Regions from separate parts of the Homo sapiens genome. Here regions 1, 2, 3 and 5 are each linked to region 4. Evidence: read pairs that join two places in POLR2A ChIA-PET (ENCODE). Cell type or tissue: HepG2. All regions are shown on one strand. Each heading gives the region's core, and the rest is flanking DNA. Links, peaks and the distances in the headings are about the cores only. Region 1 has its middle 71 kb from the start of TRIM24. Region 2 has its middle 120 kb from the start of MIR4468. Region 3 has its middle 63 kb from the start of TRIM24. Region 4 has its middle 140 kb from the start of TRIM24. Region 5 has its middle 130 kb from the start of MIR4468.

What was found. ChIA-PET counts read pairs that join two places held together with the same protein. Peaks named below come from ENCODE experiments on the same cell type or tissue, not always from the same donor. Only the 100,000 strongest peaks of a DNase experiment are listed, where the experiment ranks them.
Region 1: POLR2A ChIA-PET joins it to region 4 with 16 read pairs; 3 of 35 experiments call an interaction of 5 or more read pairs at or near these places.
Region 2: POLR2A ChIA-PET joins it to region 4 with 14 read pairs; 2 of 35 experiments call an interaction of 5 or more read pairs at or near these places.
Region 3: POLR2A ChIA-PET joins it to region 4 with 12 read pairs; 3 of 35 experiments call an interaction of 5 or more read pairs at or near these places.
Region 5: POLR2A ChIA-PET joins it to region 4 with 12 read pairs; 3 of 35 experiments call an interaction of 5 or more read pairs at or near these places.

The regions. Positions count from the first base shown.
Region 1 is chr7:138,386,454-138,392,456 of GRCh38, reverse strand. No RefSeq gene overlaps it. Among named protein-coding and RNA genes, the nearest start is that of TRIM24, 71 kb to the left of the region's middle. In HepG2, for the core only: no CTCF peak of the experiment used is centred there; a DNase peak (open chromatin) is centred at 3,466.
Region 2 is chr7:138,242,459-138,248,461 of GRCh38, reverse strand. No RefSeq gene overlaps it. Among named protein-coding and RNA genes, the nearest start is that of MIR4468, 120 kb to the right of the region's middle. RefSeq lists an enhancer at 4,512-5,126. In HepG2, for the core only: no CTCF peak of the experiment used is centred there; DNase peaks (open chromatin) are centred at 2,561, 3,041 and 4,811.
Region 3 is chr7:138,394,001-138,400,003 of GRCh38, reverse strand. No RefSeq gene overlaps it. Among named protein-coding and RNA genes, the nearest start is that of TRIM24, 63 kb to the left of the region's middle. RefSeq lists an enhancer at 3,083-3,937. In HepG2, for the core only: no CTCF peak of the experiment used is centred there; DNase peaks (open chromatin) are centred at 3,453 and 5,263; H3K4me3 peaks cover 365 bases.
Region 4 is chr7:138,314,003-138,320,005 of GRCh38, reverse strand. No RefSeq gene overlaps it. Among named protein-coding and RNA genes, the nearest start is that of TRIM24, 140 kb to the left of the region's middle. In HepG2, for the core only: no CTCF peak of the experiment used is centred there; a DNase peak (open chromatin) is centred at 3,295; H3K4me3 peaks cover 472 bases.
Region 5 is chr7:138,254,832-138,260,834 of GRCh38, reverse strand. No RefSeq gene overlaps it. Among named protein-coding and RNA genes, the nearest start is that of MIR4468, 130 kb to the right of the region's middle. In HepG2, for the core only: no CTCF peak of the experiment used is centred there; DNase peaks (open chromatin) are centred at 2,444 and 3,014.

The DNA of each region.
Region 1 (6,003 bases), core at 398-5,397, 73 kb before region 4:
TACCTAGTGATGTTTTGATACATATAATATATAGTGACCAGATCAGGATTATTAGCATATTCATCATCTCAAACATGTATCATTTCTGTGTTGGGAACATTCAATAGCCTCCTTATAGCTATTTGAAATGATATGATACAAATGTATCAACAGTTATTGTTAACTATACATATTGATACATATTGTTAACTATACATATTGATACATATTGTTAACTATATGGATGTTTCCAACAGAAATGATACATATTGTTAACAAATAGCTATAAGGAGGCTATTGAATGTTCCCAACACAGAAATGATACATATTGTTTGTTGTTGTTGTTGTTGTTTTTGAGACACCCACACCCAGCTAATTTGTGTATTTTTAGCAGAGATGGGGTTTCACCATGTTGGCCAGGATGGTCTCGATCTCTTGACCTTGTGATCCACCTGCCTTGGCCTCCCAAAGGATTACAGACTTGAGCCACCATGCCTGGCCACATATTGTTAACTATATATCATTTCTGTGTTAGGAACATTCAATAGCCGCCTTATAGCTATTTGAAACTATATGATACATTATTGTTAACTATAGTCATTCTACAGTGATTTAGAACACTATCTATTTATACTTTTTTTTGTTTTTTTTTAGTGACAGGTTCTCACTTTGCTGCCCAGGCTGGAGTGCAGTGGTGCAATCATACTCACTGTCACCTCAACCTCCTGGACTCAAGCAATCCTCCCACCTCTGCCCCCTGCATAGCTAGGACTACAGGAGTGTGCCACCATGCCTGGCTAAGTTTTAAAAGAAAATTTTGTAGAAACGGAGTCTCACTATGTTCCCTGGGCTGGTCTAGAACTCCTGAGCTCAAGCAATCCTCCTGCCTTGGCCTCCCAATGTGCTGGGATTATAGGAGTGAGCCATGGTGCTCAGCCCGGCTAATTAAAAAAATTTTGGTGGGGGGTGGCTGCGGTGGCTCACATCTGTAATCCCAGCACTTTGGGAGGCCGAGGCAGGCGGGTCACCTGAGATCAGGAGTTTGAGACCAGACTGGCCAACATGGTGAAACCCTGTCTCTATTAAAAATACAAAACATTAGCCAGGCGTGGTGGTGCATGCCTGTAATCCCAGCTACTCAGGAGGCTGAGGCAGGAGAATCGCTGGAAACCAGGAGGCAGAGGTTGCACTAACCTGAGATCGTACTACCGTACTCCAGCCTGGGAAACAGAGTGAGACTCCATCGCAAAACAAAACAAAAAAAATTATTTTAATTTTAATTTAATTTAATTTAATTTTATTTATTTATTTTTTTTTAGAAACAGAGTTCTGCTATGCTGCCCAGGCTGGTCTTTTTTTTTTTTTTTTTTTTTTTTTTTGAAACATAGTCTTGCTTTGTTGCCTAGGCTGGAGTGCAGTGGTGTGATCTCGGCCCACTGCAACCTCCACCTCCCAGGTTCAAGCTATTCTCGTGCCTCAGCCTCCCCAGTAGCTAGCATTACAGGCATGCACCACCACAGCTAGGTAATTTTTGTGTTTTTAGTAGAGACGGTGTTTTGCCATATTGGCCAGGCTGATCTCGAACTCCTGACCTCAAGTGATCCACCCACTTCAGCCTCCCAAAGTGCTGGGAATACAGGCGTGAGCCACTGCGCCTGGCGCTATGCTGCCCAGGCTGGTCTTGAACTCACGGCCTCAATCGATCCTTCTGCCTTTGCCTTTCAAAATGCTGGGGTTATAGACATGAGCCACTGTATCCAGCCTATTTCTACTTTCAGAAAATACTTGTGAATATTATCCCTCATAATAGCCTTAACTAACCTGTAAAATTCCAAGTAAATGATAATATGAGGCTAAATGGATAGGGCCTTCAAGAGACTGAAGGGATGAACATAGATTACAATTGCAGATTCATATAATGAAAGTGACATTTGAGGAACACATTGCCCTAATAATTAGAAAACATTTAAAGAAGCAGATTGGAGGCAAATGCAATGTCTAGAAATATTTTGTGATAATCCCAGGAGAAGGTGAAAGGGGCCTAGAATAAAATGTTATACACAAGAAAGGAAGGCACTGGTGACGCTCCCTGGTGACTGATCTCAATCAATCTAACTTTCTCTTGCCTTTATTTCCTACAGGGTCTTCTATTCTAACCAGCCCAGTATGAGTTATTAGTTCTATTCCATTCATTGACTCATGGATTTTTTTTTTTTTTTTTTTTTTTTGAGACCGAGTCTCACTCTGTCGCCCCAGCTGGAGTGCAGTGGCGCAATCTCAGCTCAGCAAACTCCGGTCCTGGGTCCAAGCGATTCTCCTGCCTCGGCCTCCCGAGTAGCTAGGACTACAGGCGCATATCACTGCGCCCAGCTAATTTTTGTATTTTTAGTGGAGACAGGGTTTCACCATGTTGGCCAGGCTGATCTCAAACTCCTGACCTCAAGTGATCCACCCACCTTGGCCTCCCAAAGTGCTGGGGTTACAGGGAAATGAGCCACTATGCCCGGACTGACTCATTGATATTAAATAATGCTTTTCTGTGCCTGATATGCCTTCCTTGCACTCTTTGTTGAGAAGGAATTCTTGACCAAAGAACAGATTGATTCTTTTTTTTTTTTTTTTGAGACGGGGTTTCACTCTTGTTGCCCAGGCTGGAGTGCAATGGCACAATCTCAGCTCACCACAACCTCCGCCTTCTGGGTTCAAGCGATTCTCCTGCCTCAGCCTCCCGAGTAGCTGGGATTACAGGCATGCACCACCACACCCGGCTGATTTTTTTGTATTTTTATTAGAGATGGGGTTTCTCCATGTTGGTCAGGCTAGTCTCAAACTCCCAGCCTCAGGTGATCCACCCGGCTTGGCCTCCCAAAGTGCTGGGATTATAGGCTTGAGCCACCACGCCCAGCCCAGATTGATGCTACTCCCTTGCCAAGCACTATATTAATTGGTTCATTGGAGAAAATGGTGCAAAAAACATTTAGAATTCATGGAAGTATAAAGTGTCACAAAGATTTTTCAATAGTATTTTTAAACTTAATATTAATCCATTATCCCAAGTTGACTGCACTTTTTCCTCAACCCTCCTTGAGATTGAGGTCTGTTCTTTTTATTCAAAAATTCTAATAGCAAAGTCAATCATTACTACCTTTCCTCCCTGGACCCCCACTCCCGTATAAGGAGAAGCAGATAAATAAAACTACACAGATAAGACACTGAATTCTCAAACTCCCTTTTCTAGCCTAAATGATTGGCAGTGATGCTGAAACTGCCTTTGCAAGATTATGACAGCAAGACATCTGACCCAGTTGACTCCATTTTGCTTCTGACCTCCAAGCTGTCTTTGATCATTTTTGGGTATAGGCCAAGCTAACTTTGGGAGGAATTTAGTTTATAGTTTAACCTTAAAGCAAACATCTTTGCTTTAACAGCTCTTCCCAAAATCAAACTGCCTTTGTAAAACTAATGAAAGGCCACAAGATTAGGATTATGAGAGGGGCCTGAATTCTGATAAGATAGGCATAGTTTCTATAATCTTTTACTAGCTCAGGAGTCATAGGGCTGGAGGTCACAAGATTTGTGACTTGCCCAATTGCTCCTGTAGATAACATCAGGATTGGATAACCTAAGATTGGTCTTTTGAAATGTTATTCAGACTTTTGCATTCTGGCCACTGACTAACCCCACCTAGACCCATGACTCATGATGGACTCAGCTCACAAGGACTTCTTCCACACCTGCATAATTTCTTTTTTTTTTTTTTGAGATGGAGTCTAGCTCAGTTGCCCAGGCTGGAGTGCAGTGGCTCGATCTCGGCTCACTGCAACCTCCGCCTCCTGGGTTCAAGCGATTCTCCTGCCTCAGCCTCCTGAGTAGCTGGGATTACAGGCAACCATTGCCATGCCCAGCTAATTTTTGTATTTTTAGTAGAGACAGGGTTTCACCATGTTGGCCAGGCTGGTCTTGAACTCCTGACCTCATGATCCGCCTGCCTCGGCCTCTCAAAGTGCTGGATTACAAGCGTGAGCCACTGCGCCCGGCCTCACACCTATATAATTTCATCTCCAACCTATCAGCAGCACCCATTCCCTAGCTCTCTGCCTGCCAAATTATCCATAAAAACCCTAGCCTCTGAGTTCTCCAGGAGGCTGATTTGAGTAATAATAAAACTCCCATCCTACGGTTTGGCTGACCTTGCATTAATTACATTCTTTCTTTACTGCAATACTGCAGTTGTATCAGTGAATTGATTTTGTCTGTGCAGCAGGCAGGAAGAACCCATCAGACAATGATAGGTATCCTGTGGTAGTTACTACTGCCATTCAGTATATGTTTTGTTAACCCCTTTTGAGCATATAAAATTGTGCTTGCTGGCCCCTTGTGATTGTGTGGGGTCTAGCTACTAGTTCTGACAAATGAGTTGTGAGCAGAAGTGACCCATAATTGCTAATGTGAGAACCTCAATGGCTTTGTTTCATTTTTGCACAGTGATTGGCATTATTCCAGGTAATGACTGCTCTATCATTGTGGGTTCTGAGTGACACAGCAGAGCCCCATAAACTCTCAGTAGAAGTGTAACATCAGTGGCTGGGTGTGGTGGCTCATGCCTATAATCCCAGCACTTTGGGAGGCTGAGGCAGTCAGATCCCCTGAGGTCAGGAGTTCGAGACCAACTTGGCCAACATGGTGAAACCCCGTTTCTACTGAAAATACAAAAATTAGCTGGGCGTGGTGGTACACATCTGTAGTCCCAGCTACTTGGGAGTCTGAGGCAGGAGAATTGCGTGAACCCAGAAGGCGGAGGTTGCAGCAAACCCAGATCCTGCCAGAGTGAGACTCTGTCTCAAAAAAAGTAAATAAAATTGGAAAAAAAAAAAAAGACGTGTAACATTAATGAGGAATAAATTTATGTTGTGTTAAGCTCACTACGATTCTGTAGTGGGTGGTGAAGTCTTCTTTCTCATCGATTTGTGGATTTGATGTCTGCTTGTGCAATAGCTAGGTTGGTATTTTTCTGGTGTATGTTAGTATATTAAAACTGGTTTTGTAATCCCAGCACTTTGGAAGCCTGAGGTGGGTGGATCACGAAGTCAGGAGATTGAGACCATCCTGGCTAACACGATGAAACCCCGTCTCTACTAAAAATACAAAAAAAAAAAAAAATTAGCTGGGCGTGGTGGTGGGTGCCTGTAGTCCCAGCTCCTCGGGAGGCTGAGGCAGGAGAATGGCATGAACCCGGGAGGCGGAGGTTGCAGTGAGCCGAGATCGTGCCACTATACTGCAGCCTGGGTGACAGAGCGAGACTCTATCTCAAAAAAAAAAAAACAAAAAAAGAAACAAAAAAAAAACTGGTTTTGTTACATCCCATTCACATTCTGCTTGTTCAACACCTATGCACTGCTGCTTATTAAAATATGTTGAATATCATCCCTCTGGCTGGTCAAAAATACCAGAAAGTATGCAGTGCAATATTGTAAGAAATATTTTAAATATGAAGAATATTTCTTTATTCATTTGAAAAAATTTAGCTCATGGATTACATCATTGGTGTGAAATCCCAAAAGAAGGTACATTATCTCACATCACCACAGTTAAAGTGCTTTAGATAGAACCTGAGCTGCGAGTATGTAAACTTTATCCTAGGACTCTATAATATGAAGGATAGTTAAGGCTGTTTTGTTATTTTATTTTTATAATTACTTTTTCTTTTTTTTCTCTGTAAAAATAAATGACAGAAACATACTTTTTTTTTTTTAAAGGAGCATTTGAGCCTTTTGATGTGAGAATTGCATTCTAAGTTTTTCCCTGTCCCTTTATTAAACAGTACTGGGAGCAGGCATATTTTCTTTTCCCCAAGTTAAACAATTCTGGGACCAAACATACTTCCTGTCCCAGAGCTAAATAATTCTAAGGTGAAGCGTACACCCTTCTCTCTGCTAAACAATATTGAGACCAATATTGAGGCCAAGCATGGTGGCTCACGCCTGTAATCCCAGCACTTTGGGAGGTTGAGGCAAGCAGGTCACT
Region 2 (6,003 bases), core at 369-5,368, 71 kb after region 4:
GAAATTAATAAAACAAAATTGCAAGGTTTTAACAAAATTATAAGCTTGAATAGAAGCATAGTCAAGCATGAACCAGCTAGCTTTTTAGCCCACTTCCTTACAGTTGCTGAATGCTGAAAAGTCACATAGCCCCTGTCATGAGGTCCTAACTTCCCTTGTTTCTATAGATAACATTTTTAATATTAAGAAAACTCAGGTTTTAAAATTTGAGATGTTTTCCATATCCTGCATTCTGAGGATGCCTGCCAGACTGAAAACCCTTCCGAGGAACTGACTCAGCACAGAATGCAGCTTCTACATTGTTATGACTTCATCCCCCACCCCCTAACTAATCAGTGATCACAGCTCCTTATCCTTCTTCCCACCAAAACGTTCTTAAAAACCCGTCCAAAACTCTTCAGGCAGGCAGATTTGAGGTTCCTCCCATCTCCTGGTTTGGCTGCCCTATGATTATTGAACTCTTTCTCTGCTGTAACCCCTGCTGTTTTGGTATATTGGTTTTTACCACACAATGGGCTATTGAACCTGGAGTCCTATAACAAATTGAATCCCTTTAATATCTTTCCATTGCTTTTCTGATGAAGTTCACTTGCTCTACTTTTAGCTCTTTCTCTTCTTCGTGCTCTACCTTCAGCCTCGTGTTACTTCCCTTTCCTGCCTCTGCACAGACCCAGTACCTCACCTGGAGGCATTCTCCTCTACCTGGCTAACCCTTCTCCTGAAGCCTCTCAGCCCGTCAGCACCAGCCTTTGTCCTGCTGTTTAGTCGCGCCTCTCTCTCTCACTGTGGACTGTAGGCTCTTTGAGAGCAGTCCGGGAAATTTTCCCTTGGCCCTGATGACCTAAAAAAAAAGAAGTGGAGGCAAGCAAGATTAATGTAAGAGTTTATTTGGGCCAAGCCTGAGGATTGCAACCTGGAACCATAGATTCAAATTGCTTTGATTACACACTCTGATTAACAGCAGTTACAAGTGAATTTTTAAAGGGAAAGAAGAGGCAGTTCCTGAGTTGTTTACCAAGAATTTATATAAAAATAACAAGCTATTGAATGGCTATACATTGTTGTTTGTATCACAAATTCCAGGAACATGAAGATAATGAGTGAGACAGCAAGTCAGGAACAAAAATGACTTTAAACAATTGCCCCCAGGCATGAGTGGGAGGGAAAGGGGGCATAACTGAAGGCCTGTACTCATGTCTGTCTGGGCCTGCATACCTTCCATAGCTCAGACCACTCTAAGCTTTTTTTATTTTCTCAGCCCTCTGAAGGGTCACTGAAAAAGCAACTGACAAAAGGCAGATTAATAGAAGAAAAGGCATACAAATTTATTAACGTGTATGGGGAGAGAACCACAGAGTGATTATCCCAACCCCCTAGTGGGGTACAGAGGCCTATATACCCTTTCTCCAGGGGGAAGGAGGAGATGGGGAATATAGGCAATTCTTTTCAGGAGAAGTACGTTATTTTAAGGGAAAACGAATGGACTAGAAAGACATAAATTAACTTGTAAATTATTCTCTTTGAGGCTCATTGTAAGTGATTCTCATGAGGCTGAGAGGCAGGTTTGTCTTGTGGAAAAAATATAAGATCTCAAAGAAAGGAAAAATGGCTGATGGTTTTTTATACCATCTTGAGGTTACAGAAAGAATAGGGGCTTAGGTCATGGCAAAACGGGTTATGGTGGCAAAACAGGTTATGAGAGGCACAGAAGAAGAGGCCCGGCTGGCAAAGTTCGTCTTGTTATAAAGATGAAACTGTGCAGGTAGCCACCCTCAGAGAGAATAGATGGTAAATGTTTCTTTCAGACTTGAAGGCGTCAGACTTTCTGTTAATCTTTCCTAGATCTAGACAAGGGAGGGCCTCAGAGAAAGCCTGGCTGCATCAATGTTGATTCTCTACAGATGCAAATCTCGCTCACAAAAGGCAGCTTTTCAGCTATTCTTGCATTTCCAGCCCCTCTGAACAGCCATCTTGAAACATGTCAAGAAAATATATTTTGGAATGAAATATTTTGGTTTTATTTGCCTGGGCATCCAGGTACCTAGTCCAGTTCCTGGTAATTTAGAGGCACTTAATGACTATTTTTGAATAAATGCAGGAGAGAGCTTTGATTCTAGATAATCCACTCAGGAGATGCTTATTAAATATCTACTGGCTACCAGATTCAATTGGGCTCCCCTCCCTCAAGGTGATCACAGTCTCCTGCTGCTTCTTCAGATGGAAATATCCTGAACTAGAGATAGATAGTCCTACAGGCTGTGTCAGCTTGGTATCAACATGCTTTAAAGAGACCACCCTTTATCCTTCTGGGATTCCAAGCATTCTTATGATCTGGTGTTTTGTCTATTATCCATTTAGAAAAGATAAATCAGTGCCCTTTCCCCCCATTTAAAAAAGTGTGATAAAACATATATAACATAAGTTTTGCCTTTTAACCATTTTGTGTATAATTTAGCTGAGCTAAAATACATTCACAATGTTGTGCAATCATCACCACTGTCCATTTCCACAATGTTTTCATCACTCCAAACAGAGACTCTGTACTGATTAAGCAATACTCTCCAGCACACCTACCCCCAGTCTCTCATGTACTTGCTGCCTCTATGTATTTGCCTATCCAGATATTTCATTTAAGTGGAATCACATGATATTTGTCCTTTGGTGTCTGGCTTATTTCACTCAGCATAATGCTTTCAAGGTCGCAATGACCCTTTTTATTTTCATTTTCACTTTTTTTAAAAAAATATGGGGAATAAATGTTTGGTCTACTACCCATTTAGAGATAAATCAGTGCAACAATGTATTTTATTTTCATTTTTTACTTGATTTTTTTTTTTTTATGACAGGGAATACATGCTTAACATCCCTATTTATTTTTTTCTCCTTTCTTTAGATAAACTAATTGCTTTTGGCTCATGTATTTATGGTGTGTTCTTTCTATAGGAGCTTTATTACAGCTCCCAACCCCACTCCACAGTTTCTCCCACTCCTGTGGGTGTTTGCTTACACTAACCATACTAACAAGAATTCTGACCCTGGATCTGGGCAAACAGATGACATTGCTCATGAGATATCCTGCTCCTGCCTTCCACAACAGGGGATCTCCAGCAATATCTCCAAGTTAGGACTAGGAGAAAATTTGGAGCTGCCTGCTGTTGATTGACCTCTAGTTTCATTTCACTTTTCCATCACAGTTTTTCTATCAACAGTCAAGACTGAGATTGTGATCATCCTTTCAAGGTCTTTAGTTCTTTCGAAGTGTTTCGTTGTGTCAGTTTTCATCAGTTTGGCCACACCTGGCCAGTGTAGCCATGGCTAAGGTTCCTCAGCGACTCCTTCCAATTCTCATCCCGTTTCCCCTCATATCTGCTCTCTTTCTCTCTTTTAGCAACATCAACAAAATAATAAACGAAAGTTTTATGGTGCTTTATATTTCCACTGTGATTTCCTCTATGCCCATTAAATTTTATCCTCAAAACAATCTTTCCAAGGAGGTAGGGTGGGTTTTGTTTTTCTCCCTTTACATATGAGGAGACCTTAGATATCAAGAATTTCAGTGATTTCACAAATTCGTGCAGCTGATAAGTGGCAGAGCCTGAACTGCAACCAAGATTTGTTATCAGTTGCTAGGCCCAGTCTTGGCTAGACAATGCAAGAACTCAGCAAAGACTTGTTGAATGAATTAGTGATGTGTCTTGTGTTTGCTCTTGTCTGATCGACCATTCCACGGGCAGCATTTTTTTGAGTAAGCGGAGCTTTTCTAGGTGTCTTGGTAATGCTGACTGTTGTTTGGACAAACTTTTCTATGGATAATTGACGTTATCCAAGTAGCAGAATATCTGAAATTTATAAAAATTGTCAGGAAATTGTAATAAACATGTAAGAAAGTTAAGAGGACTGACCGGGCGCAGTGGATCACGCCTGTAATCCCAGCACTTTGGGAGGCCGAGGCAGGTGGATCACCTGAGGTCAGGAGTTTGAGACCAGCCTGGCCAACATGGTGAAACCTCATCTCTACTAAAAATACAAAAATTAGCCGGGTGTGGTGGTGGGTGCCTGCTATTCAGGAGGCTACTTGGGAGGCTGAGGCAGGAGAATTGCTTGAACCCAGGAGCCAGAGGTTGCAGTGAGCTGAGATTGCGTCACTGCACTCTAGCCTGGGCTGCAAAAAAACACTACATCTCAAAAAAAAAAAAAAAAAAAAAAAAAAAAAAAAAAAAAAAAAAAAAGAAAAGAAAAGAAAAAAGAAAAGTTAAGAGGACTTAGTTGACTATTCATTCCTAAAACATATGTATATTTAAGAACATTTGCCAGCACATTAGAATGGGAAGGAGGAAGGGAGTGGGAGTTGACTTTGGGTCTAAAGGAGGAAATGTTTTTATAATTAAACAGAAGAAAAGACAGCTTTCATTGGTCTATGGTGATAATAAACTATTATCTGAAGAATCTGATAAACTCTTTGCCCCTTGAGATCCAAAAAGAAAAAGCACATTCTATATATTTCTTTCACCCCTCTTCTCCATGTAATAATGAAGAAAACCAAACACAAAACACAAAAAACCTAAGCCCACCTAAAGAGTGTAGTTTTCGAATTTCACTTTTATTTGATTTTGTAACATCCTTTTGAAGAAGAGTGATGTCCAAAGAGAGAGAATTCTTTACAGAGCTGCAGTCGTAGAGTGGAAGCCATTTCTGCCGGTTGCCTGCAGATCGCTTCCACCACCTGGAGAGTTGCTCTCAATCCTATTGACTTTCTGTGACCTTCCTTTATCATGCAAACCAAGGCAGTCAAACTGACTGGGCTGGGTCCTCTCCAGTCCCCAGCAGATGGTCATTACTCACAGCCAGTGAATGGTAGGATTACGGCAAGGTTTTGGCTCCCCCTGCAACTCTGTAAACTGGTTCAACGTCCCAAGATTAGACAGACATTTGCAGTGGCTGATATCCTTCCATTCACTCTGGAGTGATTTCCTCATTTCAGTGCTTTAAATGTTTCCAAATCACAGGTAAGAACTGGTCTAAAATGTTACTTAGGAATTGATTCAAATTCTTAAATCATTTATAGGTAACAGAAACAAGTAGTAATGCAAACACAGACAAAAATCAAACAAACTTTTTCATTTTGTTTTTTGTTGCCGTTGTTTTATTTTCCTTTAATCCTCTCCTGTCCAGGAGACAAACTTGTTAATAAAAAGATCTTTATCTTGAAAGCTTTTTTCTTTTAAATGAAAAACCATTTTTAACTTAAAGGTAACAAGTTTTCTAATTTCAAAGTATCTTCAAGTTAGAAAAACTGGAAAACAGAATGTACAAGAAAATAATTTACATTTGAGAATCACATCACCCAGAGATGAGAAAAATAACTGTTGGTTGAATTGTGTTTCTTTCCAATTGCATCTGTATACTTTTATTTTATGTGAGAACGTATTAAATATACATTTTTGATTTTTATCTTATTTCACTGAATATTAGTGATCATTAGCATTTTTATGTCACTAATGGCTCTATCAAAGTGTTTTTGAGAGATGCCTTATATTTTATTATGTGGTATGCCATTAAAAAAGAAAAACCACATTATAGGCCTAGCGCGGTGGCTCACGCTTGTAATCCCAGCACTTTGGGAGGCCAAGGTGGGCTGATAGTTGAGGTCAGGAATTCGAGACCAGCCTGGCCAAAACGGTGAAACCTCTTCTCTACTAAATAGTAAAAAAATTAGCTGGGCATGGTGGTGCACACTTGTAATCCCAGCTACTCGGGAGCCTGAGGCAGAATCGCTTGAACCCGGGAGAGGGAGGTTGCAGTGAGCCGAGATCACGCCATTGCACTCCAGACTAGGCAACAAGAGCAAAACTCCATCTGAAAAAAAAAAAAAAAATCACAGGCCGGGCACGGTGGCTCACGCGTGTAATCGCAGCACTCTGGGAGGCCGAGATGGGTAGATCACAAGGTCAGGAGTTCAAGACCAGCCTGGCCAACATAGTGAAACCCCATCTCCACTAAAAA
Region 3 (6,003 bases), core at 486-5,485, 80 kb before region 4:
TGACAAATTCTGCTATCTCCTATTATAAAATTTTGAAATTTTATAATAACTTTATTGAAGATTTAAAAATATTCATTACATCATATTTACTTGTTTTAGGCCCCCAGGACCCAAGGGATAATACATTATGAATATTGATTAATCACTACTACCACACTGCTCCCCAGTAAGATAGGAAAATACCTTTTTATTTTAAAGATAATGTTTTTTTACTGATTATAAACTAATACATGCTGTTCAAAGTTAGGAAAGTTCAGGATAAAAGTCCCACCATCCAGAGAGACTATGACTGTGAACATTTTTCCATATTACTTTCTAATCATTTTTTATTTCTTAGCATATTTAAGAACATGTAGCTGGAATGGCACAACAATATATCTTGAATGCCAAGTCTGATTAGTATGTAGTGAAGCATGGAATGGAGAAGGCTCCTAAAGCTCCATCTGGTTTGTGATTTTTGATATTGAAAAATGCATAAAATTTGTCAATTTGCCAAGTCCCTGTTTGCTATGGTTTGAATGTGTCCTGCAAAATTCATGTGGGCTGGGAGCAGTGGCTCACACCTGTAATCCCAGCACTTTGGGAGGCTAAGGCAGGAGGATCGCTTGAAGCCAAGCATTCGAGAGCAGCCTAGGCAACACAGAGAGACCCCATCTCTACAAAAAAATTTAAAAAAATTAGCCAGGTGTGGTTTCATGTGCCTGTATCAGCTACTTGAGAGGCTGAAGCAGGAGGATCACTTGAGCTCAGGAGTTGGAGGCTGCAATGAGCTATAATCTTGCCATTGTACTCTAACCTCATCAAGAGAGTGAGACCCTGTCTCAAAAAAAAAAAAAAAATTCACATATTGAAACTTAATTTCCACTGCGATAGCATTGAGAGATAATGCCTTTTGGAGGTGACTAAGTCCTGGGGAATAAGTCATCCAGGCTGGAGTGCAGTGGCATGATCATAGCTCACTGCAGCCTTGGACTCCTGGGTTCAAACAATCCTCCCACCTCAGCCTCCTGAGTAGTTAGGACTAGAGACACATGCCAACATGCCTGGCTAATTTTTTTTTTTTTTAATTTTTGTAGAGATGGGGTTTCACTATGTTGCCCAGTCTGTTCTTGAGCCCTCATAAGTGGGATTAACAACCTTTAAAAGGACTGGAGGGAACAACATAGGCCTTTGCCTCACCCTCCTTTCTGCCATATGAGGACACAGCATTTAAGCTGTCATCTTGGAAACAGAGACAGAGCCATCACCAGACACCAAACCTGTCAGTGCCCTGATCTTGGACTTCTCAGCCTCTGAAACTGTAAGGAATAAATTTATGTTCTTTCTAAATTACCCAGCCACAGGTATTTTGTTATTGCAGCACAAATGGACAAAGACAGTGTTGTAGATGATTGCTGAGAACAGTGGCAGTTGGCTTTCACTCTTTATTAGAAATACCTTGATTACATTTTAACAACTTTATTCAGATGAAATTGACATACCATACAATTTACCCATTTAAAATAAACAATTCAAAATTTTTAGTGTATTTACAGAGTTGTGCAACCAACACTACAATCTAAGTTTAGAACCTTTTTATCAAACCCAAAAGAAACCCCCCACATCCTTCCACAGCCATTCCATTTGTCTCTAGTCCCACCAACCCTAGACTGTCACAAATCTATTTTTTGTCCCTATAGATATGCCTACTCTAGACATTTCATATAAATGGAATCTTGCAATACGTAATCTTATGTGATTGGCTTCTTTTACTTAGCATTTGATGTTTTCAAGCTTCAATGTAAAACATATCAGTAGTATTTAATTTATTTTTATTGTCAAATAATTTTTTTATTATATGGATAGACCACATTTTACGTATCTGTTCATCAGCTAATGCACATTTAGTTTGTTTCATTTTCTGCTATCATTCATATTGCTGCATAAACATTTGTATACAAGTTTTGTGTGGATATACACTCTTAGTTCTCTTGGGTCTCTACTTATCAGTAAAATTGTGTGGTCCTATGGTAAGTTTATGTTTATGGTTTTGAGGAATTGACGGACTATTTTCCAAAACACACCCCACCAGCAATGTATTAGGGTTCCAGTTTCTTATATCCTCTCCAATGCTTGTTACTATTTGTCTTTTTTATTATAGGCCATCTTTCCTAGTGGTTGTGAAGTAGCATCTTGTTATTGTTTTCATTTGCATTTTCCTGATGGCTAATGATGTTGAATATCTTTTCATGTGCTTATTGGCCATTTCTTTAGAAAAATGTCTTTTAGATCCTTTGCCCATTTTTAAATTTGATTGTCTTTTTATTATCAAATCATAAAATTTCTTTTATATAGTCTGTATATGAGGTCCTTATCAGATATGTGATTTACAAATATATTCTCCCAATCTGTGGATTAACTTTTTCTTTCTTTCTTTTCTTTTCTTTTTTTCTTTTTCATTTTTTTTTTTTTTTTAGATGGAGTCTCACTCTGTCACCCAGGCTGGAGTGCAGTGGCACAATCTTGGTTCGCTGCAACCTCCGTGCCCTGGGTTCAAGTGATTCTCCTGCCTCAGCCTCCTGAGTAGCTGGGATTACAGGCACCTGCCACTACGCCTGGCTAATTTCTGTATTTTTAGTAGAGACAGGGTGTCTCCATGTTGGCCAGGCTGGTCTCGAACTCCTGATCTCAAGTGATCCACCCACCTTGGCCTCTCAAAGTACTGGGATTACAGGTGTAAGTCACCACACCCCGCTGATAGGGTCTCACTCCTACCCAGGCTGGAATGCAGTGGCATGATCATAGCTCACTGCAGCCTTAAACTCCTAGACTCAAATAACCTTCCTGCCTTAACCCCCTGAGTAGCTGGAACTACAGCTATGCACCACCATGCCCTGCTAAGTTTTTTTTTTATTAAGTTTTTTGTAGATATGGGGTTCACTATGTTGCCCAGGCTGATCTCCAACTCCTGGCATCAATCAATCCTCCTTCCTCAGCCTCCCCAGTAGCTTGGACTATAGACGCATCCCACTGCAGCTGGCTCCAATGAATACTTTTCATTATGGTACATTTCACTTTGGACCGGTCACATTTGAAATTCTTGATGGTCATGTATGGCCATGGCTATTACCCTGGAGAGTGCAGGTTAGAGGATTAGGTGGCACTAGATTGAAACTATGGAGGTCAGAGACTGGATTTCACTCTTATATTTGTAGAACCCATCAAAGTGCCCAGGATATGGGAAATATTCAAGAAATATTAGTTGGTTGATTAGTTATTAATAATTACACTAGCAGGTTGGGCTGTAATCACATGAAACTCTGTGCCTGTGCTGTGCCTGTGGCTCAAGAAAATGCCCCAGGTGTTTCTGGGGTGATCAAAATCTGCTAGGCCAGTTAATAGGTAATCTTTAGTATTCTATTCAGAACCACTTCAAAGGCTGGGAAGGAGGAGGGGCTCACTTCAAAGGCTTTAGGAGAGAGAAATAGAGCAAGTTAGTAAAGCTGGTTGCCAGGACAACCTTCTCAGCATTGAAAGCGGACAATCAGGTTGTAGACCTAGGCTGGGTATAGCTGTGATCTTTGCTTTTGTAATATACTGTCCTTTTGCTTGGCTCTAAGGAAGAGCAGTTTTTAAATGGCAATTTAAGAGTGTAATTTGGAGCCAGGAAGCTATATGGTGCTAAAAGTGTTTAAGTGCAAAGGGAAGGAAAATGGGCAGAATGTTGATTGGAAGGGAACCACCTGAGGTGAAGCACAATCACTTATAAGGTTCTAGTTCAAGAGGAACTTTTAACCTTAACTTGCAGATAGACCTCACTTAATGGGAAACCAAGAATTGGGAGCAAAATCAGTTTTTTCTTTGGCCTTAGAATGTCATTAGATTAGGCAGTTTAAGAGTTAAGAAAGTAATTATTTGATACTTAGTTGATTTTTTTCTTAAGTTTTATTCTCAATTTGTTATTTAAATATTTATGCAGATGTTAGTCGGTAATTTTTTTTTTTTTTGAGACAGGGTCTTGCTCTGTTGCCCAGGCTGGAGTGCAGTGGTGTGATCACGGCTCACTGCAGCTTCAACCTCCTGAGTTCAAGCGATTCTCCCACTTCAGCCTCCCAAGTAGCTAGGACCAGAGGCATGTGCTTTCATGCCTGGTTAATTATTTTTATTTTTTGTAGAAAGGGGTCTAAATTTTTAAATAAATAAAATTTAATAAACTTTTGTGGGAACTATTACTGTATGCCTGGCACTTTACTAAATGCTTTTTATGTATTTAATTCTCAGGAAAAAAAATTGCCTACATTTTATAGATTTTTGTTTGTTTGATTTTTTAGCAACTCTTCTATGACTTGAATCAGATTTTTTAAAAATTGAAGTTTTGGCCAGGCGCGGTTGCCCATGCCTGTAATCCCAGCATTTTGGCAGGCTGAGGTGGGAGGATCACGGGAGTTTCACAGCAGCCTAGGCAACATACGAAGACCATTGTCTCTAAAGAAATAAGAAATTTAATTTTTAAAAAAATTTTTAAGTTTTGAGAGATTAAGTGCCTTGTTCAAGAATTGTTATGGCTGGGCATGGTGGCTCACACCTGTAATCCCAGCACTTCAGGAGGCTGAGGTGGGTGGATTGCTTGAGCTCAGGAGTTCAAGACCAGCCTGGGCAACATGGTGAAACCCTATCTCTAGGAAAAAAAAAAAAAAATTAGCCAGGTGTGGTGGTGGGCTCCTGGGGTCCCAGCTACTTGAGAGACTGAGGTGGGAGGATCATTTGAGCCTGGGAAGTCCAGGCAGTGCACTCCATTCTGGGGGACAGAGTGAGACCCTGTCTCAAAAAAAAGAAGAAGAAAAACAATTGTTTCTATAGAAATAATATAACTGTGGATAACTTTTATATTTCCATTATTTTTTATTTAAAAACTTTTAAATTTACATATAACTGTACATATCTGTTTAGTACAATGTGATGCTTTGTTTTATATATACACATGCATACACTGTGTGATGATTACATCAGAGTAATTAAGCATATCTCTCCCCTCAGACATTATCATTTCTTTGTAGTGAGAACATTCAAAATTTTCTCTTCCAGCTATTTTGAAATATGCAATACATTATCGGTAACTATAGTCACTCTTTGTGCAGGACACCACAACTTTTTCTTCCTAATTACAACTTCCTACTTGTTGACCATTCTCTTCCTGTTACTGAACCGAACTGGGGTCTGTTTGCTGGGTGCGCTAAGACCAAACATCCACACTGAGGTTTCGCAGTGGGAGAAAGGAGGGCGTTTATTTGCAGAGCGCCAAACAAAGACAATCAGGCAGCTCAGGCTTAAGGCCTGACCTCTCCAAAAGCTTACAAACAAGGGTTTTGTTTGTTTGTTCGAGACATAGTCTTGCTCTGTCATCCAGTCTGGAGTACAGTGGTGCCATCTCGGCTCACTGCAACCTCTGCCTCCCAGGTTCAAGCGATTCTACTGCCTCAGCCTCCCAAGTAGCTGGGATTACAGGCATGCGCCACCACGCCCGGCTAATTTTTGTATTTTTAGTAGAGACGGGGTTTTGCCATGTTGGCCAGGCTGGTCTGGAACTCCTGACCTCAGGTGATCCACCCGCCTCAGCCTCCCAAAGCGCCGGGATTACAGGGATGAGCCACCGCGCCATACGTACACGCGAGGGTTTTTAATGGTGGGGTGCAGATCAGGAAAGCAGACGTTACAGGCAAAATTGTAAATCAATGCATGGAGGTTATACTTTGGCCTAAAGTGGTGGGATATCTTAAAGGCGGGTGTATTAGTCCGTTGTTGCACTGCTATAAAGAAGTACCTGGGACTGGGTAATTTATAAAGAAAAGAGGTTTAATTGGCTCACAGTCTGCAGGCTGAAGCATGGCTGGGGAGGCCTCAGGAAACTTAAAATCATGGCAAAGGCAAAGGGGAAGCAGGCAGCACGTCTTCACATGGCCAGAGCTGGGGGAAGCGGGTGGAGGAGGTGCTGTACACTTTTAGACAACCAGATCTCATGATAAC
Region 4 (6,003 bases), core at 626-5,625:
GTTCCGTGTAGATTCTGGATATTAGACCTTTGTCAGGTGAGTAGATTGCAAAAATTTTCTCCCATTATGTGGGGTGCCTATTCACTCTGATGATAGTTTCTTTTGCTGTGCAGAAGCTCTTTAATTTAATTAGATCCCATTTGTCAATTTTGGCTTTTTTTTTAATACTTTAAGTTTTAGGGTACATGTGCACAACGTGCAGGTTTGTTACATATGTATACAAGTGCCACGTTGGTTGCTGCACCCATTAACACGTCAGTTAACATTAGGTATATCTCCTAATGCTATCCCTCCCCCCTCCCCCCACCCCACAACAGGCCCCGGTGTGTGATATTCCCCTTCCTGTGTCCATGTGTTCTCATTGTTCAATTCCCACCTATGAGTGAGAACATGCGGTGTTTGGTTTTTTTGTCCTTGTGATAGTTTGCTGAGAATGATGGTTTCCAGCTTCATCCATGTCCCTACAAAGGACATGAACTCATCATTTTTATGGCTGCATAGTATTCCATGGTGTATATGTGCCACATTTTCTTAATCCAGTCTATCATTGTTGGACATTTGGGTTGGTTCCAAGTCTTTGCTATTGTGAATAGTGCCACAGTAAACATATGTGTGCATGTGTCTTTATAGCAGCATGATTTATAACCCTTTGGGTATATACCCAGTAATGGGATGGCTGGGTCAAATGGTATTTCTAGTTCCAGATCCCTGAGGAATCGCCACACTGACTTCCACAATGGTTGAACTAGGTTACAGTCCCACCAACAGTGTAAAAGCATTCCTATTTCTCCACATCCTCTCCAGCACCTGTTGTTTCCTGACTTTTTAATGATTGCCATTCTAACTGGTGTGAGCTGGTATCTCATTGTGGTTTTGATTTGCATTTCTCTCATGGCCAGTGATGATGAGCATCTTCTCATGTGTCTTTTGGCCGCATAAATGTCTTCTTTTGAGAAGTGTCTGTTTATATCCTTCGCCCACTTTTTGATGGGGTTGTTTGTTTTTTTCTTGTAAATTTGTTTGTGTTCATTGTAGATTCTGGATATTAGCCCTTTGTCAGATGAGTAGATTGCAAAAATTTTCTCCCATTGTGTAGGTTGCCTGTTCACTCTGATGGTAGTTTCTTTGGCTGTGCAGAAGCTCTTTAGTTTAATTAGATCCCATTTGTCAATTTCGGCTTTTGTTGCCATTGCTTTTGGTGTTTTAGAGATGAAGTCCTTGCCCATGCCTATTTCCTGAATGGTATTGCCTAGGTTTTCTTCTAGGGTTTTTATGGTTTTAGGTCTAACATTTAAATCTTTAATCCATCTTGAATTAATTTTTGTATAAGGTGTAAGGAAGGGATCCAGTTTCAGCTTTCTACATATGGCTAGCCAGTGTTCCCAGCACCATTTATTAAATAGGGAATCCTTTCCCCATTTCTTGTTTTTCTCAGGTTTGTCAAAGATCAGATAGTTGTAGAATTTTTGGCTTTTGTTGCAATTGCTTTTGGCATTTTCATCATGAAGCCTTTGTCTATGCCTATGTCCTGAATGGTATTGCCTAGGTTTTCTTCTAGGGTTTCTATAGTTTTGGGTTTTACATTTAACTCTTTAATCCATCTTGAGTTAATCTTTGTATAATGTGTAAGGAAGGGGTCCAGTTTTAGTTTCCTGCATATGGCTAGCCAGTTTTCCCAGCACCATTTATTAAATGGGGAATCCTTTCCCCATTGCTTGTTTTTGTCCGGTTTGTTGAAGATCAGATGGTTGTAGGTCTGTGGTCTTATTTCTGAGGTCTCTATTTTGTTCATTGGTCTATATGTCTGTTTTGGTACCAGTACCATGCTGTTTTGGTTACTGTAGCCTCATAGTATAGTTTGAAGTCAGATAGCATGATGTCTCCAGCTTTGTTCTTTTTGCTTAGGATTGTCTTAGCTATATGGGCTCTTTTTTTGGTTCCATATGAAATTTAAAGTGTTTTTTTCTAATTCTGTGAAGAATGTCAATGGTAGTTTAATGAGAATAGCATTGAATCTCTAAATTACTTTGGGCAGTATGACCATTTTCAAGGTATTGATTCTTCCTATCCACAAGGCTGGAATGTTTTTCCATCTGTGTCCTCTCTTATTTCCTTGAGCAGTGGTTTGTAGTTCTCCTTGGAGAGGTCCTTCACGTCCCTTATTATCTGTATTCCTAGGTATCTTATTCTCTTTGTAGCAAATTGTGAATGGGAGTTCATTGATGATTTGGCTCTCTGCTTGTCTACTGTTAGTGTATACGAATGCTTGTGATTTTTGCACATTGATTTTGTATCCTGAGACTTTGCTGAAGTTGCTTATTAGCTTAAGGAGTTTTTGGGATGAGATGATGGGGTTTTCTAAATATAGAATTATGTCATCTGCAAAAAGAGGCAATTTGACTTCCTCTCTTCCTACTTGAATGCGCTTTATTTCTTTCTCTTGTCTGATTGCTCTGGCCAGAACTTCCAAAACTATGTTGAATAGGAGTGGTGAGAGAGGGTTTTTTCCCAATAAATCCCATTATTCTCACCCTTAAAATCATCTGCGAGGCTAATTTTTCATGGCCGTGTGGTAAGGACCTGGCTCTTAGCTGAACTAAGGAAAAAGTCCCACAACACTGGGTTGTGACATTACCCCGTCTAAATGACATGCATTTAAGACTACTGATTCAAAGACTATAGAAAAGGACTCAATACTGCATTCTATATTGTGCAAAAATTTGCCCTAGTGTTTGCAGCTCTGCATCTCATGTTCAATTAAATCCATGATTGATATACATAGTTAGCCAACCAAGAAGTTAACACAAAATCCAACGAAGAAGTTAACACCAAATGTGTCTTATTAGTGTGTGCTGACTTAATACCATGAAGACTTAGAATTAAATACAGAGAGAAGCAAGTAAGTCAAACCAATACAATTAATATTTTGGCATCAAATTTAGAAATAACCTATGCATGTTTATTTGGCATTTTAGAAGGTAACTGGACATATCAGCTGTCCACGTTAAATAACAAAATTCAGAAAATATGATTAATTGTAGAGTTTATTCAAGCACAAACCTTGTGGGATAGCTGCCCTGGAAGTACAGATTCCAAAGAATGGAAGTATGTGTTCAGAAGCATAGATGTCTAGGGTTGTTTATATAGACAAGGGAAGTTTAACGGAATTTCAACATCTTTCTATATAAGGCTTAATGCATAGTTACAATGATCTCATTGGTTGAGGTGATATTTTTCTTTCAGGAAAAGTATATTTAACGTTCCATACTGAAGATGTAATAGTCATGGGGTCTTTTGCGCCATCTGGTCTGAGTTAACAAAACTCAGAACAGAAAAGGAGGAGGTTAATCTATAACAAAGGTCAGTGATTAGGAGAATAGGTCTGGTCTCTTGTCTCTCCTAGTCATTTACAGAACAAGGAGAGAGAGAGTTAATATATAATCTGAGAAACAGAAGTTGCAACTACATGCTACCCAACTCAGATCACAGTCCCATCTCTTTCAAGACTTAAAGCATTTTGAGTTCCAACAACTTTAATGCTTTCTTTATTTCCACACAGCCTTGGGATTATAATTTAAAATGTGTAACTGAGGCCAGGCAGGGTGGCTCATCTCTGTAATCCTAGCACTTTGGGAGGCTGAGGTGGGAGGAATCCTTGAGCCCAGGAGTTCAAGACCAGCTTGGGAAACATAGTGAACCCAGGAGTTTCGAGACCTGCCTGTCTCTATTTTTTTTAAGTGTAATTGAGTAACTTCTGCTCATTATATTGAATGTAATTTAAGATTCACATTCCACACATGTAAAAATTTAACACATTAGATTTATAAATTATAGAAGTGCTTGGGAAAATTGGTTTTTATTAGACAATTGAAATGCTTAAAAAAGAAATTGTAGTATATTGACTTATGGTGATAGTTAAGATTATTACAATATTAATTGCATAAAAAAATCCTTAAGTAATTGTTAAGTTTTTGAATTTATGAATAGCATAAGATTTACAAATTTAATTTATATCTAAGAAAGAACAAAGTTTTCAAATTTTTAACCTTGCTAAAATAAATACTGAATTGTAAAACAAAAGTGACCCCTGAAATAATCTTTTTTTGCATAAAAGTTACCTTCAAGGGCACCAAAAGCTCACATTGACTTTTTATTGAAGATATTATCTTATCTTCTTATAAATCTTCTTGTCAGTTTCTCTAACATGTTGTCAGAAGATTAAGATCCTTTTATTTTATTCCTTTATCTAGAAGCCTGATCTTTAGTTTCCATCAAAAATGTCAATTTCTGGCTGGGTGCAGTGGCTGACACCTGTGATCCCAGCACTTTGGGAGGCCAAGGTGGGCAGATCACTTGAGATCAGGAGTTCGAGACCAGCCTGACCAACGTGGTGATACCCCGTCTCTACTAAAACATACAAAAATTAGCTGGGTGTGGTGGAGCATGCTTGTAGTTCCAGCTACTGGGGAGGCTGAGGCAGGAGAATTGCTTGAACCCGGGAAGCAGAGATTGTAGTGAGCCTGGATCATGCCTCTGCACTCTAGCCTGGATGACAGAGCGAGATTCGGTCTCAAAGAAAAAAAATTTCAATTTCTAGGAGCTTCCAGATAGCTGCACACCTGGAGGTTCTTGGAGGGTGGTGCACCTGGAGATGGCATGGAAGCTTGGAACCTCTTCCCCTCTACTCTGCTCTGTGCACTTCTCCATCTGTTTCCATGTCAATATCCTTTAAAATAAACTTGCAAATGTAAATAAATATTTCCTTGAGTTCTGTGAGCCATTCCAGAAAACTAATGGAGCCCCAGGAGGGGAGCATGGGAATCCCAGTTTATAGCCAGTGAGTGAGAAGCACAGGCCACTATCTGTGCTTGCAACTGGCATTGGAAGTAGGAGGGCGGTCTTGTGGGACTGAGCCCTCACTCCATCTCCAGGTAGAGAGTGTCAGAATTGGACTGAATTGAAGGGCACCCAGCTGGTGTCTACTGCAGAAATGATTGCTTGCTGGTGTGGGGAAAAACCCACATATTTGGTTATAGAAGTCTTCTGTGCTGGTTGTTGGGGTGCAAGAATGGTGAAAAAAACAATGCGTGTTTTTTTAGTTTTTGAGACGATCTCATTCTGTTGCTCAGGCTGGACTGCAGTGCCATGATCACAGCACAGTGCAGCCTCTGGGGCTCAAGTGATCCTCCTGCCTCAGCCTCCCGAGTAGCTGGGACTACAGGCATGTGCCACCATGTCTGGCTAATTGTCTTTAATTTTTAATAAAGAAGTGGTCTTGCTATGTTGTCCAGGCTGGTCTCGGAACTTCTAGGCTCAAGCAATCGTCCCACATTGGCCTCCCAAAGCTTTGGGATTATAGGTGTGAGCCACCATCCCTGGCCTTAGCTTGTTTTTTTTTTTTTTTTGTTTTTCTACTCAGAATTGGTATCAGTAAAGCAGCATTTGCTGGAACAGACCTGGCTCGTGGAAACTTGTGGTTTGGAAAGATAAAGGATAAAAGCGTGGGGGGAGAGGAATATTTGATCTCTGGGTGGTGCCCTAGTCACCCATAGTATGAAACTGCAGCTGCACTGGGTTCAGTAACTAAAGGTCAAATTTACCAGTGGAATTTAGAGATTATGGTAGACCTAACTCCTCAGGAGTTGGCCCATTGGATATGTATGGAAATGCAAAATAATCAGAAGAATGATGAACACACAATCCCTTGGTTGTTATCTGTACTAGCTAAAATGAAAGTAAAAGAAAGTATTGGGTTGGGCCTTGAGGCTGGACAAAAGGTCAGAGGTCGTCTGTCTGATCTCAGGCAACTTAGCCTCAAGGCCACTCTCAAAGGGGAAAATTCTGCCAGGGCAACAGAAGTTATCTCTAAGATTTCTGTTCACCAAGAAGGTAGTCAGTGTGGGGAGAGAGCTGGGTGCAGTGGCTCATGCCTGGAATCCCGGCACTTTAGGAGGCTGAAGCAGGAGGATCACTTGAGCCTGGGAGTTTGAGACCAGACTGGGC
Region 5 (6,003 bases), core at 391-5,390, 59 kb after region 4:
CTCTTGCTCCCAGAGTCTCATCTTCACACAAAGCCAGGGAGGTCCTTTTAAAACATACCCAGATCACCTCACTGCCCTGGTCAACCTCCCCAGTGGCTTTCCTTCTCACTTAGTAAAATCTAAACTTTAAAATACCATTCTCTAGCCAGAAAAAAAGGTATTCTTTCTTACCAAGCACCCCCACTATACAAGCCTCTGCTGAAATCTTTTAAGAGGCTAACTGTTTAAAAGAAAATAGTTTGTTAACACGCGGTTTTCTATTTTTTTACTAAAAAAAAAAAAAATTTTTTTTTTAAGAGCCAGGGGTCTGACTCTATTGCCCAGGCTGGACTTGGACTGCAGTGGTGCAATCAACATGTGGCTTATGGCAGGGTGTGGTGGCTCACGCCTGTAATCCCAGCACTTTGGGAGGCTGAGGTGGGTGGATCACCTGGGGTCAGGAGTTGAGACCAGCCTGGCCAACATGATGAAACCTGGTCTCTACAAAAATCCAAAAAATTAGCCGGGCATGATGGTGGGTGCCTGTAATCTCAGCTACTGGGGAAGCTGAGTTGGGAGAATCGCTTGAACCCGGGAGGCGGAGATTGTAGTGAGCTGAGATTGCACCATTGCACTCCAGCCTGGGCAACAAGAGTAAAACTCCATCTCAAAAATAAATAAATAAATAAAAGAAAAAAAGAAATGCAAAAACCTGAAAAGACACCTCAAAAGGCCAGTCTTAGGTTCTACAATAGTGATGTTATCTGCAAGAGTAATTGGGGAAGTTGCAAATCTTATGACCTCCGGAATAATGACTGGTAATTATTTAGAATTCAAGCCCCTCTCATTAACTTGGTAGCCTTTCATTAGTTTTACAAGAACAGTTTAGTTTTTGGTAAGGGCTAATGTTATTTAAACTGTAAACTAAATTTCTCTGGAAGTTAGCTTGACCCACGCCCAGGAATGAGCAAAGACAGCCAGCCTGTGAGGCTAGAAGCAAGATGGAGTCAGCCATGTCCGATTTCTCTCACTGTTGTAATTTTGGAAGGGCAGTTTCAAAGGGTCCTCAAGCTCTGAAAATATAACTCAAGTTGATTTAGAGCCAGTTGTTTTATAATGTTGTCAAGTTACAGGCTACCATGTAGAAAATTGGTAAGGTAAAGCATTCTTCTTTTCTGTTTACATCAAAGTTCTGCCTCCCTCCTATAAGGAAAGTTGTGATTCCATTTGGCCCACACCAATAATTCAGGATAATCTTCCTAACTCAAGATCTTTAACTCAATGGCATCTGCAACATCCCTTTGCACTATAAGGTGACACTCAGAGTTTCTGGGGATTAGTATGTAGACACTGTAGGGATGAAAAGGTATAACACATTTTCTTCACTCATTTCAAGGTCCTGTAGTGTTCTTTCTCTTGGCCAGTTCCCCTTTGGCCATTTCTTTTCCCCTCCCCCTTCATCTACTCCCTTCTACCCTCTTATCAACTTTACACTCTTGGCTCACTCTTTGTTCTCAAAATAAAAGCTCGCTTCCCTACTTTTCTTTCATAGTAGCCCTCAGGAAGAGCCTAAATCTTTAACATAAAAAATAAATTGACTTTTCTCCAGGGCAGGGAGAATTCAACCAATTTCTGTAATCCACCTAAAGAGAAAGCGAGGCTCCCTTTCCATCCTGGAAAACAGTCTTCTCCTCTTCTCCTTCCTTCCTCCACGTGGACTCAAAGATTCTGAAACGAAAAAACAAAGCAATGTTTTTCATACTTAAACAAACCAACCAACAGAACAAACTGAAGTGAATTGTAACTGCCCAACGGGTTCATCTTGTCTGCTTCCTAGACAGAGCTGATTTGTCAAGACAGGTGAATTGTGATACAGGAAAAGTAATTCACACAGAGCTGGCTGTGTGGGCGACTGAAGTTTTGTTATTATTCAAATCAATCTCCCTGACAATTTGAGGACAAAAGTTTCTTGTTTTCTTTTGTTTTTGAGACGGAGTTTCGCTCTTGTTGCCCAGGCTGAAGCGCAATGGCACAATCTCGACTCACTGCAACCTCTGCCTCCCAGGTTCAAGCGATTCTCCGGCCTCAGCCTCCTGAGTAGCTGGGATTACAGATGTGCGCCACCACGCCCGGCTAATTTTGTATTTTTAGTAGCGACGGGGTTTCTCCATGTTGGTCAGGCTGGTCTCAAACTCCCGACCTCAGGTGATCCGCCCGCTTCAGCCTCCCAAAGTGCCGGGATTACAGACATGAGCCACCGTACCCGGCCAAGGATAGGAGTTTTTAATGATAATTTGGTGGGTGGGTGGGTGGGGGGCAGTGAATCCGAGGTTCTGATTACTCAGATTGGAGATGAAATCATAGGAGTCGAAGCTGTCCTCTTGCACTGAGTCACTTCCTGGGAAGGGGCCACAAGACCAGATGAGTGGGATTATCTGTCTGGGTGGTGCCGGCTGATCCATCAAGTGCAGGAGCTGCAAAATATCTGAAGCACTGATCTTAGGTTTTACAGTAGTGATGCTATCCCCAGGAGCAATTTGGGTAGGTTTAGAATCTTGCAGCCTCCAGCTGCATGACTCCTAAATCATAATTTCTTATCTTGTGGCTAATTTGTTAGTTCTGCAAAGGCAGTCTTGTCCCCAGACAAGAAGGGAGTTTGTTTTGGGAAATGGCTGTTATCACTTTTGTTTCAAAGCTAAACCATAAACTAAATTATTCCCAAAGTTAGTTTGGCCTACCCCCAAGAATGGACAAGGACAGCTTGGAGGTTACGGACAGGATGGAGTCAGTTAGGTCAGATCTCTTTCACTGTAATCATTGTCTCAGTTAGAATGTTTTTCAAAGGCAGTTTCATAATCTTGCAAACTCAAGCAGGAGGAAGCATAATGAAAGAGTTTTTGATGACTTTTGAGTCATGTTAAACATGGTCATTTTGAGGGAAGAGAGAGGAAGGAACTGGTTAGGCAAATAGTTAGGACAAGTCCCGTGGTAGAAGTCCTTTTATCAAAAGAGCAACCTGGAAGAAATCAAGCTGTAAGTGCAGATAAGGAAGCAAGATCCAACACCTTTATCTCTTGTGCAACCAGCTAGCTCCAGTTATATACGATGGGTTCCTTGAGCACATTCCTTTCCTTTTTGGGCATACTCAGATAAGGGAACTTGCACAAGGGGGCTTTCCTAAGACAGGCCTGCAGCTGTATAGATAAAAATGTTACGTAGAACCAGACACGTCGGCGGTGGAAAATTCCATCTCCTGACACGTGTGCAGTAAGGGAAATGAAAGAATATGGAGTAACTCAGGCTTAGGACCCACATGCACACTAGAGGGGTGGGGTGGAACTAACAAGAATTCATGCCTTATCCAACTCGACACCCAGCCCTAACTAGTTTTTCGTACCCTATGCAGATGAAACACCCTGCCCAATTAACTTGTGTATTTTTAATTTAATTTAATTTATTTATTTATTTCGATATGGAGTCTTGCTCTGTCGCCCAGGCTGGAGTGCAGTGGTGCGATCTCGGCTCACTGCAAGCTCCACCTCCTGGGTTCACACCATTTTCCCGCCTCAGCCTTCCGGATAGCTGGGACTACAGGCACTTGCCACCATGCCCAGCTGATATATATATATATATATATTTGTATTTTTTAGTAGAGATGGGGTTTCATCGTGTTAGCCAGGATGGTCTCAATATCTTGATCTTGTGATCCACCCGCCTCAGTCTCCCAAAGTGCTGGGATTACAGGCATGAGCCACTGCACCCAGCCAACTTTTTTTTTTTTTTTAATTATTTTATTTGAGAGAGGGAGTCTTTCTCTGTCACCCAGGCTGGAGTGCAGTGGGGCAATCTCGGCTCACTGCAACCTCTGCCTCCCGGGTTCAAGTGATTTTCCTGCCTCAGCTTCCCAAATGCTGTGACTACAGGCATGCGCCACCATGCCCAGCTAACTTTTGTGTTTTTTAGTAGAGATGGGGTTTCACTGTATGTTGGCCAGACTGGTCTCAAACTCCTGGCCTCAGGTGATCCATCTGCCTCCACCTCCCAAAGTGCTGGGATTACAGGTGTGAGCCACAGTGCCTGGCCCCAATTAGCTTGTTTATAAAAGCATTTACATCCAGCTGTGAAACGACAACCCTCTTGGGCCACCTCTCTGCTGCAGAGAGCTTTCTTCTTTCACTTATTAAACTTTTGCTCCAACCTCACCCTTGGTGTCCATGCTCTTTAATTTTCATGGTCGTGAGACAAAGAATTCTGGGTAGTACATCAAGCAACAAGACTGCTCCAGTAACCCCAGACTGCTTCAGTTTAGATGAAGGAAATTCTGCCAGTGTGTTTCTGACATTTGAATAGCATAAAATACTTATAATTCTCAATTTTGTCTCCAGAGTTCCAGACTTACATATCCAACATCATATTGAACATTTATGCTTTATAAGGATAAGATGCTGAAATTTTCTTTGAGGAGGGAAGTAGTTGCCACCTGATCCTCCTTTCCTTAGTGTGTCTCCTTGAAAACATAATAGACCTAATGTGAGGCCCCATCTTTGGCTTTTATGCTGCTAAGACATGAGCCATCTGGTCCTTGCAACCATAAACATCTACCTCTGAAATTAATTAAGAAATCCCGGGGCCAGGCATGGTGGCTCACGCCTGTAATCCCAGCACTTTGGGAGGCTGAGGTGGGCAGATCACAAGGTCAGGAGATTGAGACCATCCTGGCTAACATGGTGAAACCCCAACTCTACTAAAAATACAAAAAAAATTATCCAGGTGTGGTGGCAGGCACCTGTAGCCCCAGCTACTCGGGAGGCTGAGGCAGGAGAATGGTGTGAACCTGGGAGGTGGAGCTTGCAGTGAGCCAAGATCACACCACTGCACTCCAGCCTGGGCAACAGAGCGGGACTCCGCCTCAAAAGAGAGAGAGAAAAAAAAAAGAAATCCCTCAGAAGACAGAGAGGAGATAATTGAGATAATTATAAGGCATGTCCATGTATCTGTCAAGGAGCTAAGACAGAGGGTCTGTATTAATCAGGGTTGTCTAGAGGGACAGAACTAATAGAATATATATATATGTGTGTATATATATATGAAGGGGAGTTTATTAAGTAGTATTAACTCACATGATCACAAGGTCCCACAATAGGCCATCTGCAAGCTGAAGAGCAAGGAAGCCAGTCTGAGTCCCAAAGCTGAAGAACATGGAGTTCAGTGTTTGAGGGCAGGAAGCATTCAGCATGGGAGAAAGGTGTAGTCTCAGAGGCTAAACCAGTCTAGTCTTTTCATGTTTTTCTGCCTGCTTTATATTCTGCCTGCAGTGGCAGCTGATTAGATGGTGCCCACCCAGATTAACGGTGGGTCTGCCTTTCCCAGCCCACTGACTCAAATGTTAATCTCCTTCAGCCACATACTCACAGACACACCCAGGATCAATACTTTGCATCCTTCAATCCAATCAAGTTGACACAATATTAACCATCACAAGTCCACCCCTTGTCAACTGGAACCCATACACATCTCCTGAGATTGTACATAATCTTAAGATAAAGACAATAATAAAGTCATAATTATGACTAACATAATACAACTGTCCTTCTTACAACCAGAAATGCACCAATCCTCAACCCAAATGCTATTACATAAAGTTAACAATACTTAAATACTGATATGAAGTCAATAAATCTTATGTCACATGATAAAGGAAAAAGGAAATAAAATGAAGATATTTTCCAAGTACAAGTGTATACATGCACAACCATGTTTTTAACAAAGGAAGAAGGAAATACTCATGACAATTACAGTTTTCCTTTCTGCAACAGGTCACATAGTCATAGCTGGTATTAATGACTACCTTCTTTACTACCCATTCTGTATTCCCTTTGCCTTCAGCAAGCAACTCAGCAGGTTGTGTTTTTTTCCTGGTGGAGTGACCAAACTTTCATTCCTGAAGGGTCTGGGCCATTTGTAGTTCTGCCTGGATTGGGCTGTTGTATAGTTTCCCATTGACCTTTATCACAGGGCATGGTA